Regions from separate parts of the Homo sapiens genome. Here region 2 is linked to region 1. Evidence: chromatin contacts called from ENCODE Hi-C or POLR2A ChIA-PET data. All regions are on one chromosome and are shown on one strand. Each heading gives the region's core, a stretch centred on a gene start or an enhancer-like site at or near the end of the contact. The rest is flanking DNA. Distances are from core to core; before and after follow the strand shown.

Region 1 (6,723 bases), core at 1,259-3,758:
TGAAGTTCAAAGACAGGCAGAACTAGTTTCTGAAGTCAGAACAGAGGTGCCCTGTGGTACTCTGGAAGGCAGTGTCTTAGTTTATCCTGGTTATTATAACAAAGTCCCACTGGCTAGGTGGCTGAAAAGTCAAAAATTTACTTTCTCACATTCCAGGAGGCTGGAACTCTGAGATCAAGGTGTTGGCAGGGTTGGTTTCTCCTGAGGCCTCTCTCCCTGGCTTGTAGGCAGCCATCATATCCTTGTGTCCTCACGTGGTTGTCCCTCTGTGAGTCCTCAGCTCTTCTTTTTGGACACCAGTCATGACAGATCAGCACCCACTCTCAGCACCTCATTTTAACTTTGTTACCTCTTTAAAGGCCCTGTCTCCAACACAGTTACATTCGGAGGTACTGGGGATTAGGGCTTCAACATGTATTTTGCAGGGACATAGTCAGGCCCATAATAGTCCCCCAAAGTGAGAACAAGGCAAGGATGCCTGCTGTCACCACTCTTATTCAACACAGTGGAGAAGGTTCTAGCCAGTGCAATAAAACAAGAACAGAAACGAAAATGCATGCTGAGCAGAAAGGAAGAAATAAAATTGTCCATGTTTGCAAATGACATGACTGTCTACAAAGAAAATGCCAAGAAGCGAAAACAAACAAACAAACAAACAAACAAAACTCCCAGAACTAGTATGTGAATTTAGCAAGGTCAGGGATACAAAATCAAGTCACAAAAATCACTTTAATTTGTATATACTGGCAATGAACATGCAGACATGGAAATGAAAACTATGTTGTCATTTACACATTAACTGTGGTACATCCATGCCACACAACAGCACTCAGCAATAACAAGGAAACACTATTGACACACACAGCAGCCTAGATGTGTGATGATTCCCCTGCATGAATTCCCTTAGAGGAATCCCAAGGGATTATGCTGGTGGAAGAAAGATAATTTCAAAAGATTACATGCTATATGACTCCGTTTATATAACATTCTCAAAATGACAAAATTGTAGAAACAGAGAACAGATTGGCTGCTGTCAGGGGCAGGCAGGGAGCAGGTGGACATCAAAGGGCCACAGGAGGCTCCCTGTGCTGGTGCTGCTCTGTGTCTTGACTGTACCAGTGTCAAGGTCCGAGCTATGATATGGTCCTATATCGTTTTGCAAGCTGTTACCACTGGGAAATCCCGGGTAAAGGCCCACAGTATCTCTGCATTATCTCTTATGTGTCTATACAGTCATTTCAAAATAAAAAGTTTAATTAAACAACTAGCTAGTGGCATCCCTTGGCTCTATTTATTTTTATTTTTATTTTTGAGAGGGAGTTTTGCTCTCTTTGCCCAGGCTGCCTCAGCCTCCCGGGTAGCTGGGATTACAGGCATGCACCACCATGCCTGGCTAATTTTGTATTTTTTTAGTAGAGATGGGGTTTCTCCATGTTGGTCAGGCTGGTCTCGAACTCCTGACCTCAGGTGATCCGCCCACCTCAGCCTCCCAAAGTGCTGGGATTACAGGTGTGAGCCACCGTGCCTGGCCATCCCTTGCCTCTTAAGAGAAGCAGTGAGCCTACAAGTGACTCACAGTAAAGCTGGAATCCTCAGCGTCATCTCAGAGTTGGCCCGGCTGGAACCTGGCCCTTGCAGCCTCCCAGCCTCATTCCTGGCCTCTACAATGATTGGGAGCACCTCTCCCTACCCTCACGGGCCTTGCCTCTCACGTCTGTTCCCTCTGCTCCTTGGCCACCTGACCACACCAGCTTTAGAGCTTCCCTCTGGGTGCAGCTGGCTCTCGGACACATAGACACCATATCGCCATCACTCTCCAGGCAGACCGTGAGTTCCATGAATGCAGGCAACGATGCTCCAAGCATCCTCTAATTTCTCCTTTTCCAGAAGACAAAGCTGTGGTTCAGAGAGGTGGAGGAAATGTCAAGGCCACGATACTCAGAGCCTAGCAAGATGCAGCTGAGGTGGCTGGTCTCTAGGACACAGCCCAAGGTGCAGGACAAAGGGGAACCAGGAGGCCAGGGCTCAGGGGAGTAAAGAGCTTGGAAGTAAGAGTCCCATTCAATGACCAGGACACTGAGGTTCAGAGAGGCCAAAGTGCGGTCACTCAGTCAGTCAACAACCATTTGCTGAGCGGCTCCTAGGACACAAGAATCCTTGGGAGATGGCCCCTGAGGAAGGAGCAGCTCTGGCCTGCAGAGACCCTCATGGCTGCCACTTCCTGTGCAAGGTGACCCCGGCCCCTGCCCTTCTGCTCACTTATTAGGGTCACAGCCAGTCACTTGGGCCACACGGGCACAGGACTCAGAGCCCGGCTGCTTCTCCAATCACCTGCCTGCTTTTGGGAACCGAGAACCACAGCTCTTGGATCCTTCCCAGAACCCTTGAGACCCAAGGATTGGACAAAGTGCCCATGTTGAGTTACTCTCATTCTTCTGACAAGACAGGGGAAAGCCACAAAAATACCACACTAGCTAGGGCAGGAAGTGGGTGGGACCAGAGTAGTCATTCCTGTGTGGCTTTGGATGGGGTCCAAGGGTGGTGCACCTTTGTCAGCGTTCAGGCTCCAAGACAAATCCTACTCAACATGTGACCTAACAATAGACAAGACCCAAGGAAATGAAAGCTCCTGGCAGAGAGGCTGTGTGAAACCCTGAGAGTGACCGTCTCTGGGTGGTGAGCTTCCGGGAATTTTCATTTGCTTCTTGATGCTTCTCAGTAACATATAAATTTCTACGTAGAACATTATATTTGCATTTGGGAGGAAAGCCAACCTGTTTAAAAATACAAGAATCGAAGTTGTTCATTGGAGATTCCCAGCCGGGAACTATTGCCCAGTGAAAGCCAGCTGTCTCCATGTCTGTTTACATATGGAAAATTTAATTTCTACTTAGCTGTCCTAAATCTCTCTAATGAAAGATGTGGTTGAGAAACCAAAAAAAGAAGGGATACTGAGTGTAATTCTGCTTTCTGAAAACACATTTTTTGCAAAACATTTTCTAGGTTACTTTAAATTGAAATTACATTTGGTCCAAAGGCAGACAATATTTCCTAAACCTTGGCACTGCCCTTAACTTTACCTGCCTTCCTCCCAGGCAGGCAGCTGGGAGAGTGGACAAGCCCAGATCTGGAACTGTGAGGCCCGTGTGCAGGTGACATTGTGTGAGCCCCTTCACCCCAACATGGGGAAAATATCCCTGGACACCAAGTTCCTGGGGGCTCCCTGGGAAAATGTGTGTAAAATGCTACAGTGTGAGCAGCGAGAAGCTGGCTAGTCATCACTCACTATACCTCATTTCTTAAAAGTTGCTTTAAAAATATGTGATGCTTTAGTCATCTTGGCCAAAGTGGAGAGGCAAGCCCAGCTTCAAACTCTTAGACCAAGTGGCATTTTGAGAGCTTTCCACTCAGGAGACGTAATTACAGAGCGGCTCTGGCAGTTGGCTATGATAACATTAGAGCCTGAAGTGGAAGCGATTGTTTCTTATCCTTAACAAAGAGCCCTGATGTGTCTATACTTACACAAAAGTGCTGCATCTGGTGCATTTTTTTTTTACCCTGTAGGAAAAAATTATCAATGTGTAAATAGAGAATGATATACATTAAAAAATAAGGCAATAAAGGGGTGGCCACGCCCCCACTCAATCAGGCCCTGAATAAAGGATAATTCCAGCATTGTTATGCGGCAGCTGCACAGCGTCAACCAGAAACACTCATATGCCCAGGGAGGTGCGGGTCCTTTCCTATGCACTCCATGTCCAATCCAGACATCACATTCTGCCAAGTGGTATTCTCACAATCACTTGGATCCACCGTTTACTATTCAATCCTTAGTCTAAGCTCCTGATCAACCAGAGGCTATTCAGAATGCAACAACACATGTTTATTTAGGTTTCCTTTAAGGGCAGATGCTGAGCTGGAGGACCTCGGGGGAAGAAGTAATCAGAAAGCTTAGAACTGGAGGCACCTAAGGGTGATCACAGCAGCACTATTCTAAAGAAGAAAAAAGGGAAAGAATGAAGGAAGGAGGAAAAAAGGGAAGGAAAGAGAAAAGGAAGGAAGGAGAGAAAGAAGGAAAGAGAGAAAGAAGGGAGGGAGTGAGGAAGGAAGAGAAGGAGAAAGAGGGGGAAGGAGGGAGAGATTTGAGCCACACTTGCTCAACCTTCATAATGTTAAGGAGGGCCTTAGGATTGGAGGGTAGAGGATGGGATGGGGGGGCCTTCAGCTTTAAAACAGTTTGATTTTCGGGCCGGGCGCGGTGGCTCACACCTGTAATCCCAGCACTTTGGAAGGGCGAGGCAGGCGGATCACGAGGTCAGGAGATCAAGACCATCCTGGCTAACACGGTGAAACCCCGTCTCTACTAAAAAATACAAAAAATTAGCCGGGCGTGGTGGCGGGTGCCTGTAGTCCCAGCTACTTGGGAGGTTGAGGCAGGAGAATGGGGTGAAGCCAGGAAGCGGAGCTTGCAGTGAGCCGAGATCGTGCCACTGCACTCCAGCCCGGGCGACAGAGCAAGACTCTATCTCCAAAAAAAAAAAAAAAAAAAATTGACTTTCAACAATGATATGTGTATATATCCTTTGCATACTTGAAAATAAACAGAGATGTGCTCTGGTCACCCCCTGCATTGACTCACATGAGTTGGAAACCAGGGATATTAAGAAGCCCTTGGGGAGTCAAGTGTGGTCTCTAATGGATGAATTAGGGCCACGAATTATTCCTTATGCAGCATAGTTTGTTTTGCAGACAAAATATTTTGGAACTTGTTTAAAAGCAAGATCAGGGAGAGGGTCAAAAAACCAGATGCCCCTTTTGCCACTGAAGATCTTAGACCCTCAGATTTTGTCTGCCCTGGAGCTGGGGGACAGAGGCATCCTCTCTGCAGCCGTAAAGTCAGGGTCTTCTGACTGAGATCCCCCCAAGCCTACTTTACACCTATTTTGCATGGTCAAAGACCAGCAGTTTTATTCATTCAGTTTACCACCTCCGCAGCTACATGAATCCTTCAGGCACCAGTGTTTCAAGGACCAAGAACATGAGTGTGCTCAGACACAACCCTACATCTGGCAAAATCTACACAACTTTCATTAATTAATTAATTTTTTTGAGACAGGGTCTCGCTCTGTCACCCAGGCTAGAGTGCAGTGGCACAATCACAGCTCACTGCAGCCTCAACCTCTGGGTTCAAGCAATCCTCCCACCTCAGTCTCCCGAGTAGCTGGGACTACAGGCGCATGCCACCACACCTGGCTTATTTGTGTATTTTTTGCAGACAAGGATTTCACAATGTTGCCCAGCCTGGTCTTGAACTCCTGGACTCAAGCCATCCACCCATCTCGGCCTCTCAAAGTGTTGGGATTATAGGCATGAGCCATCCTGTTTGGCTACACAACTTTATTTTAGGAAGTTACAAGTTCCACGTAAGACACATTTCAATGAAAAATTCTACCTTATGGGTTGTGTCTAGCTGGCATATTCTGAGAAGCAAAGTAATTTACCCAGAGAAGACAAGCTAGGAATACTTAGAATTACTGGATATCAGTAACTAGAAAAATAAAAGGCCTTCTTCATGTATTCATTCAACAAGCACATATTAGTATGCTATATACCATTTTCCTTCTAAAAGCCCCACATTCCTTAAAGGCCGGTTGGAATTCCCTCATGAACACACTAGACCTAGAGCGGGACCCCCAGAGCAACTTGGTGTCTCAGCAGCCCCTGGCCACAACCCTCAGCCTGCAGGGCTCCCACCACCTCTACCACCTTTCTCCTAGGCACCCTTGCCTCTCCTCATTCTCTTCAGGGCCCAAGCAGGCCAGGGGCAGCCAGATCTTGGGGAGAAGCCAATCTCCAGTGCTGGACGCAGGGGACGTGGCACAACAAGGACCCTGGCTCCATTTCCATCTGCCTAGGCAGAAAGGGCAGCACTGTCCCTGAGCCGTCCCCAGGTCACTTAGGGGCTGTCGTCCACAGATTCCTCCTGGGTGGACTCATCTGCACTGGATTTAATTCTTTAGACCAAATGTCACCAGGCACCCTAGCCACAGACTACCACAGCCTCCACAGTTCATGAGGGCCCTACCAGGGGTCAGAAGGGACTCGGGCTACATTTGCCAGCCTTGAATGAACCCCTCCTGCCCCCTTCTTTCCCCACCATCAGTCAGGGACCCAGGAGTTTTGGTCCAAGTCCAGAATCCGCACGGAACAGTCCTGGCCTCTGTGAGCAAGGACTGCCAAGCTGCGTGGGGCTGGAGCCTCCCCAGTGTCCTCAGACTTCGTCATCCCCATGACAAGTTCTGTCTGGCAAATCCAACCTGCTCTTCCTGCTCTTACTTTTTACCCATTTGCTTTTTTTTTTTTTTGAGATGGAATCTTGCTCTGTCGCCCAGGCTGGAGTGTGTAGTGGCCCGATCTCAGCTCACTGCAACCTCTGCCTCCCGGGTTCAAGCCATTCTCCTGCCTCAGCCTCCTGAGTAGCTGGGACTACAAGCACCCGCCACCATGCCCGGCTAATTTTTTGTATTTTTAGTAGAGGCGGGTTTTCACCGTCTTAGCCAGGATGGTCTCGATCTCCTGACCTCGTGATCCACCTGCCTCAGCCTCCCAAAGTGCTGGGATTACAGGCGTAAGCCACTGTGCCTGGCCCCACCTGCTTCTTTTTATCCTTTGCACTCTATGCTGAACCAGATCCTTCCTGGAATAACAGGTGAACAGATGAAG
Region 2 (6,723 bases), core at 1,369-3,868, 160 kb before region 1:
GGGAGAGAGAGGGAGGGGCAGCAGGGAGGTGTTACCCCTGTTACTCAGCTCGCCGCTCTGGCTGCCCGAGTCTAGCTCTGTGCAATCTGAGTTCTCTGGAAACAAAACCACAGAGCATAGTTAGTCAACGGGCAGGGCCGGAGGGCAAGGTAGTCACCCCGCAGGAAGCCCAAGGTTGCTGCTGCCTCCTGGGGCCGCCAGGCCGAACCAGGCTGTGGCACCTGAGGCTAGCCCTCCTCAGGGAACTATGCACAGTCTGGGTCTTCTCCTCTGCTCCAACTCCTGGACGGGCCTAAAGGCACCCGGGAGCCACAGAAGGTGCTCTACCTCCAGTGGGGCCAAGGCTTGGCCCTGCCTGGTTTTGAAAGCCCCCTGTGGCATACTCGTGGCTGGGGAGGGAGAGCCAGTCCCACCTGCAGGGCTGGGCCTCCCCTCGAGCTCTCCCCGCCCACCGTCTGCACTGTGTTCTGTGAGGCGTGGGGAGGCCTCCAGGGGGTCAGAGACCACAGCCCAGTAGCCTGGGACAAGCCGCCCAGTCCCTCTGGTCTCTGTCCTGTTGTCTAAGGGCCAAGGGGCAGTAGCCCCTCCTCCAGGGGCCCTGAGCACAGAGGCGTCAGATCAGAGTTGCCATCTTCAACTTGATATGCCCCCCACATCCCAGCAGCTCTGTGGGCCCAGGCTACTGGCATCCACATGACTCCCAGGGCCTGAGTCCACACTGCCTGAGGACAGGAGCCTCAAAACTGAAATGCACGTGCTTCGGACCAGCCATCCGTGCCTGACAATGTCCTATGGAAACACCCACACGTGTGCAGATCGCTGCAATGAAAGGGTCCGTCATGGGGTTGGGTAATTCCAGCTGGGACCGCCTAGGAGCGCCATGCAGCTGTGGGAACAAGGTTGCTGTCCACACAGACATGAAGGGATCCCCGTGGAATGAGGTTAGAAAAGGAAGGGCAAGAGTGGACGTATAAGATGCCCCATGCTGTGTGAAAACTGCCATGAGAGAGAGACGGAGGAAGGGGGAGAAAGTGGGAGACAGAGACCAACATCTGCACTGCCTGTGCCTGCCACACTCTCCCCTCGGGGCCAGAGGGTGGCCTCTGGGGAGGGGCTGAGGCGAGAGGGGATGCCAGGCCTGGGCTGCAGCAGACTTGGGTGGTCATGGAGGACATCCATGCCATCAACGGCAGGCTGGGGTGCCCTCCCCGGGCCAGCACCAAGCATGCATGGTTGGTGATGTGGAACTTACGCAGAGCGTGGCGGCTGGGCAGGCGGCTGTGCAGGGGCTGGGCATGGATATACAGGGCTCGGTAGAACTCCTGGCAGTCCCGCTCACCGCTCCGCTGCAGGTGGCTCAGGAGGTCACAGAGCCGCACACGCAAGGATGCCTTGGGGTTCCGGAACTGAGGGTACAAGGGGGTGCCAGGGAAGATCAGGCCAGGGGGGCTGGCTGTGGGTCAGGGCAGGGCACCAAGGTCAGGCCCCCAGCCTCAGCTTCCCTGTTGGGTGTCAGGACACCTGCTGGATGGCAGCTCCTGTGACAACCTGCCCCTTACCCACACCACATAGTGCCTGGCATTGCCTCTGTCACAGGCATCACTGCTACTCCTCATACTCCCTGTGGGGTGGGAGGTTGGGAAACAGGCTGGGAGTGGTCACAAAGAAAGCATGGGGCTGGCAAGGTGCGGTGGCTCATGCCTGTAATCCCAGCACTTTGGGAGGCTGAGGCAGGCAGATCACGAGGTCAGGAGATCGAGACCATCCTGGCTAATACGGTGAAACCCCCGACTCTATTAAAAATACAAAAAACTTAGCCGGGTGTGGTGGTGGGCACCTGTAGTCCCAGCTACTCGGGAGGCTGAGGCAGGAGAATGGTGTGAACCCGGGAGGCGGAGCTTGCAGTGAGCTAAGATCGTGCCACTGCACTCCAGCCTGGGCGACAGAGCAAGACTCCATCTCGAAAAAAAGAAAGCACAGGGCTGGTGACATCATTCCAAGTGTTGGGACATAGTGTGGCTTCCTGTGTGACCTTAGCCAGCTACTCCACCCCTCAGAGACTTGGTTTCTTCATTTGTAAAAAAGGGATAATGAACCCTCATGGTAGGCTGTGACAGGGAATTAATGAAGTGATGGTATAAGTGCTAACTTCTGTTATTTTTCAGTCTACAGAATGTGATTCAAGTTTTAAAAAAGTAAGTTGAAGCCAGGCACAATGGCTCATGCCTATAATCCCAGCACTTTGGGAGGCTGAGGCAGGCGGATCAGGAGTTCCAGGTCAGGAGTTTGACACCAGCCTGGCCAACACGGTGAAACCCCATCTCTACTAAAAGTACAAAAAATTGACTGGGCATGATGGTGCATGTTTAATCCCAGCTTCTTGGGAGGCTGAGGCCAGAGGATTGCTTGAAACTGGGAGGCAGAGGTTGCACTGAGCCGAGATCATGCCACTGCACTCCAGCCTGGGCGACAGAGACTCCATCTCAAAGAAAAAAAAAAAAAGACAGAAGTATTGGCTCTTTTGATGTGTATGACAGAGAAATGTGTGGTTCTCAAGGTCAGTGGACAGGCCACTGGGCCTTGACCTCCAGGACCTGGAGTCTGTGGCCTGGTGCTGCCACCTGGTGGCAGCATATCATTCTACATGGCCACAGGGAACTGGAGTTAAACCATGGCAGTGTGAAAATGGCAGGCAGATGGGTGGCAGGAGCTGTGGTGTCTGTGAGGAAGGAATATGTGCTTTTTCTTGTATAAACGTCTTAAACTTTCTAAACTTTTTAAAAGTGAACATGCATTAGACTTCAATTGCAATAATAAGAGATTTGGATTTGAGCTCCTAACTTTTAAAATTACTGTACCACCTTCAAAACGGAAGAAGCACCTGAGCCAGTAGCAGGGCCCGTGTTGACTCCTGTTCTGTTGTGGGCCAACCTCATTGTTCCAGGAGATGCCCCAACCCTCAGGATAGCCCTGCACGTGGCACCTGTCAAGGAACAGGTGGCTCAGTGGGGGCGCCAGAGCCACAGATGTGGGTAGGGTCGGCAGGGTGTGGCTAACTCTCTCATCCAATGTCCCCTCAGGGCCACCTGGCACTGGGGTGATGGAGCAGAACAGACCTCCCAAGACAGAGCCCAGGAATTGCATCTTAAATGCCATCTCCAGCAGAGCCACCCTGGTGTGCCCAGCTCTGCAGCTCTGAGAGGCCAGGGCCATGTGACAGAGTGACAGCCACTGGCCCTGGGCACTTTCCCAAATAATAGGATGAACTCAAGATGTGGCCTGACACTCCTGAAATGAGTGGCCCTGGGCAAGTGGCTGCCTCTTGAGCCTTCGGACCACCTCTGTGAGATGGGGTGATGAGCGTGGCTGCCCACAGGGCTGCAGGGCCATCTGGCGACAAGGGCTCTCGGGCAGGCGTTTACCCGGCTCAGCTCAGTCAGTCCTCACCACACCTGCCAGGCAGGGGCTCTCGGTGTCCACTCCACACATGGGGGAGGCTGGGGTTCTGAGGGGACCAGCCCGCTCAGCACTGCTGAGAGGGGCAGACTGGGGCGCGGCTGTGGGGTGAGTCAGCATCTGCCTTCCTAGAAGCTCAGCTGCCTACCTGTGACATGCTGGGCTTTCCAGCCTCGTACAGTAATATAGAAATTAGAGAAAAGGAAGCAATTGTTTGCCCGCTTTGAACCTTCGGAAGATGCAGAGTGCAAAGCCCTGTGGCACTGGGGTGGGCCGGGCCCATTATCTGTTCCCCATCCCACTTCGGCTCTCCCTCTGCCTCCTCCCTCCTCACCCCTCCCTCCTGCCCTCTTTCTCGCCTCCCTCCGTATCTTATACTGTTGTGTGCTTCATGTATTGTCACATGTTATCTCCTGTAACCTCCCAGCAACTCGGGAAGGGGACAGCAGACCCAATGACATATGAAGAAACCGAGGCACAGAGAGCTGATGTTCCGAGCCTGGTTGGGCTCACCCCAAAGGGCCAGTTTGTAGCTCAGGCAGCCTTAGTAGCCAGGTCCAGATGTGTCACCTCTGAATCCTGACATACCTAGTGTGTCATCCCATGAGAGAATGACCCAGGGCTGGTCACCAGCTTCTCCCAGCCCAGAAAGGAAGGGAAACTGAGCAGTGTCTCGGGTACCCCCCTCACCTCCTCAGCACCTTTTCCGCCTCCTTGTTGGTAAGGATCTGTGGGTAGTAACGGTTCAGCTGGAGGATGATCCTGTCCACCTGCTGCTCACTCAAGCGCCCATGGCCTGTCAGGAAAGGCGTGTCCTGCACCAGGCGGTCACAATAGGTCTGATCTAAAACAGATAGCACAGGGTCATGAGCCAGCACAGCCCAAGGGGACCAGAGACGACAGCCTCGTACTGACACTGACCACAGGAAGGCATCACCCCCAAGGTGGGTTCCCACCAGGAGGGTGAACCTGCAGAATCACAGCCATCCCAGCCTGTGTGGTGCGCATTGCCCAGCTGAGAGCTGCCCCTGGCCTGCCAACCTGCCTCTCCAGAAGATGGAAGTGAGGGGTTGCGGTGGAAACCCACTTTCACAGAGCTTATCACAGAAAACAAACTCAGAGGGGCGAAGAATCTACTTTTCATGGGCCACCTGCAGGGCCATCAGGAAATAGCTCAGTTCTGGGGAAGGTACAGGTGGCACAGGTGGCTCAGAATGCCCAGGGCCAGGCACGGTGGCTCAGACCAGTTGTGATGGCTCACACCCGTAATACCAACATTTTGGGAGGCTGAGGTGGGTGGATCACTTGAGCTCAGGAGTTCGAGATCAAGAATGCCCAGATGTGCGCTCTGCAGATCTTCACAGTGGCACAGATACAGGGACACAGGGCTCAGGGTGGCCTGTGCTGGGATCACCATGGGACACAGTGTGTCTGCAAGGCCTTAAGAAGCTTCTACCAACAATAAACCAGTGAGTTCTCCCAGAGGGCTAGAAATGCTTTTCATTTGCCTTTTTTTTTTCCAGAATCACCATTAAAATATCATTTTACCACCTTTTCCATTAAGAATGTTTCTTAGAATGGCAGATGTTTAAGGCTGAGCGGTGGAGTGATGACGGAAGGGCATGGAGAGGATGGGGCACAGGACCCCCACAGGGACTGAACAAGTGCATCACCCTACATACTTGTGGCAGCTTGTCCTGTTTCCCCATGTACACAAAGAAAATATTTATAGAATATAACACAAAAGAAACTGAGAAGGGACTCTAAATGTGTTACTATAAAATATCAACAAAACACAAAAGAAGGCAGTAATAGAATAAATGAGGGTCAAAAAAGCTACAAGACATACAGGAAACAAATAGCAAAATGGCAGTAGTAATACATTCCTTATCAGCAATTACTTCAAATGCAAATAGGTTAAACTTTGTTTTTTTTTTTTTGTTTTTTTTTGAGATAGAGTCTTGCTCTGTCACCCAAGCTGGAGTGCAGTGGCCCAATCTCGGCTCACTGCAACCTCTGCCTCCTGGGTTCAAGCAATTCTTCCTGGGATTACAGGCATGTGCCACAACACCCAGCTGGTTTTTGTATTTTTTTTTTTTTTTTAGTAGAGACAGGGTTTCACCATGTTGGCCAGGCTGGTGTCAAACTCCTGACCTCAGGTGATCTGCCTACCTCAGCCTCCCAAAGTGCTGGGAATACAGGTGTAAGCCACCACACCCAGCCAAATTTTCCTATCAAAAGGCATAGATTGGCAGAGTGGATTTTTAAAATATGATACAACTAAGTGCTGTCTACAAAAGACTCACTTTAGATCTAAAGACACAAAGAAGTTGAAAATGAAAGGATGTAAAAAAAACCCATACAAATAGTAAACAAAAGAGAGATGAGGTAACTATACTAATATCAGACAAAATAGACTATAAGTCAAAAACGATTAGAAGAGATTAAAAAGTACATTATGTATTAATAAAAGGATAAATTCATCAATAATATGTAACAGTTATAAACATATATGCACCAAATATCAGAGCTTCAAAATATATGAAGCAAACACTGGCAGAATTGAAGGGAGAAATAGATATCTCTATAATAATATTTGGAGACTTCAAAACACCACTTTCAGTAAGAGACAGAACCACTAGACAGAAGATAAATGAGGAAACAGGACTTCAACAACACCGTAAGCCAATTATACCTGGCAGACATACACAGAACACTCCATACCACAATAAAGAAGAGATATTTTTATCAAGTGCACATGAAACATTCCCCAAGATAGGCCACAAAACAAGTTTGTAGCCACAAAATAAGCTTTAATATATTCAAAAAGGTTGAAATCATATAAAAAATATTTTCTGATCACATAGAATGAAACCAGAAATCAATAATAGAAAACTAAAAAAACTCACAAATATGTGAAAATTAAACAGCCAATGGGGCCAGGCATGGTGGCTCACACCTGTAATCACAGCACTTTGGGAAGCTAAGGCAGGCAGATCACTTGAGGCCAGAAGTTTGAGACCAGCCTGGCCAACATGGCAAAACCCCATCTCTACTAAAAATACAAAACTTAGCCGGGCATGTTGGCGCACGCTTGTAATCCCAGCTACCTGGGAGGCTGAGGCACGAGAAATCCTTGAACCTGGGAGGTGGAGGTTGTAGTGAGCTGAATTTGTGCCACTGCACTCCAGCATGGGTGACAGAGCAAGACTCTGTCTCAAACAAACAAACAAAAAACCAATGGGTCAAAAGAGAAATCATGAGGTA

What was found. Hi-C counts contacts between places; a loop is a spot of excess contacts on that map. ChIA-PET counts read pairs that join two places held with the same protein, here RNA polymerase II (POLR2A). Pooled maps may share reads with other maps.
Region 2: a map of MCF 10A shows a loop between it and region 1 (10-fold over the local background). The contact joins two enhancer-like sites. A Hi-C loop is called at or near these places in 12 of 168 maps with a recorded cell type or tissue (CD4-positive, alpha-beta T cell, GM12878, HepG2 and 8 more), 17 of 37 single-sample maps with no recorded cell type and 18 of 50 pooled maps. POLR2A ChIA-PET finds 5 or more read pairs at or near these places in 10 of 52 experiments (CD4-positive, alpha-beta memory T cell, CD8-positive, alpha-beta memory T cell, MCF 10A and 7 more).

The regions. Positions count from the first base shown.
Region 1 is chr9:92,950,061-92,956,783 of GRCh38, reverse strand. All of the region lies in intron 1 of FGD3 (FYVE, RhoGEF and PH domain containing 3), which reads right to left. Among named protein-coding and RNA genes, the nearest start is that of FGD3, 5.9 kb to the right of the region's middle. RefSeq lists an enhancer at 2,605-2,704. Within about 2 kb of position 2,508, at least 13 of the 41 ENCODE cell types and tissues checked have a DNase peak (open chromatin) inside an H3K27ac peak, as active enhancers do.
Region 2 is chr9:93,105,251-93,111,973 of GRCh38, reverse strand. It overlaps CARD19 (caspase recruitment domain family member 19), which reads right to left. Exons shown (of 6, transcript NM_032310.5): 2 at 4,158-4,300; 3 at 1,253-1,406; 4 at 36-95. Among named protein-coding and RNA genes, the nearest start is that of CARD19, 12 kb to the right of the region's middle. RefSeq lists enhancers at 3,392-3,541, 3,969-4,469. Within about 2 kb of position 2,618, at least 7 of the 41 ENCODE cell types and tissues checked have a DNase peak (open chromatin) inside an H3K27ac peak, as active enhancers do.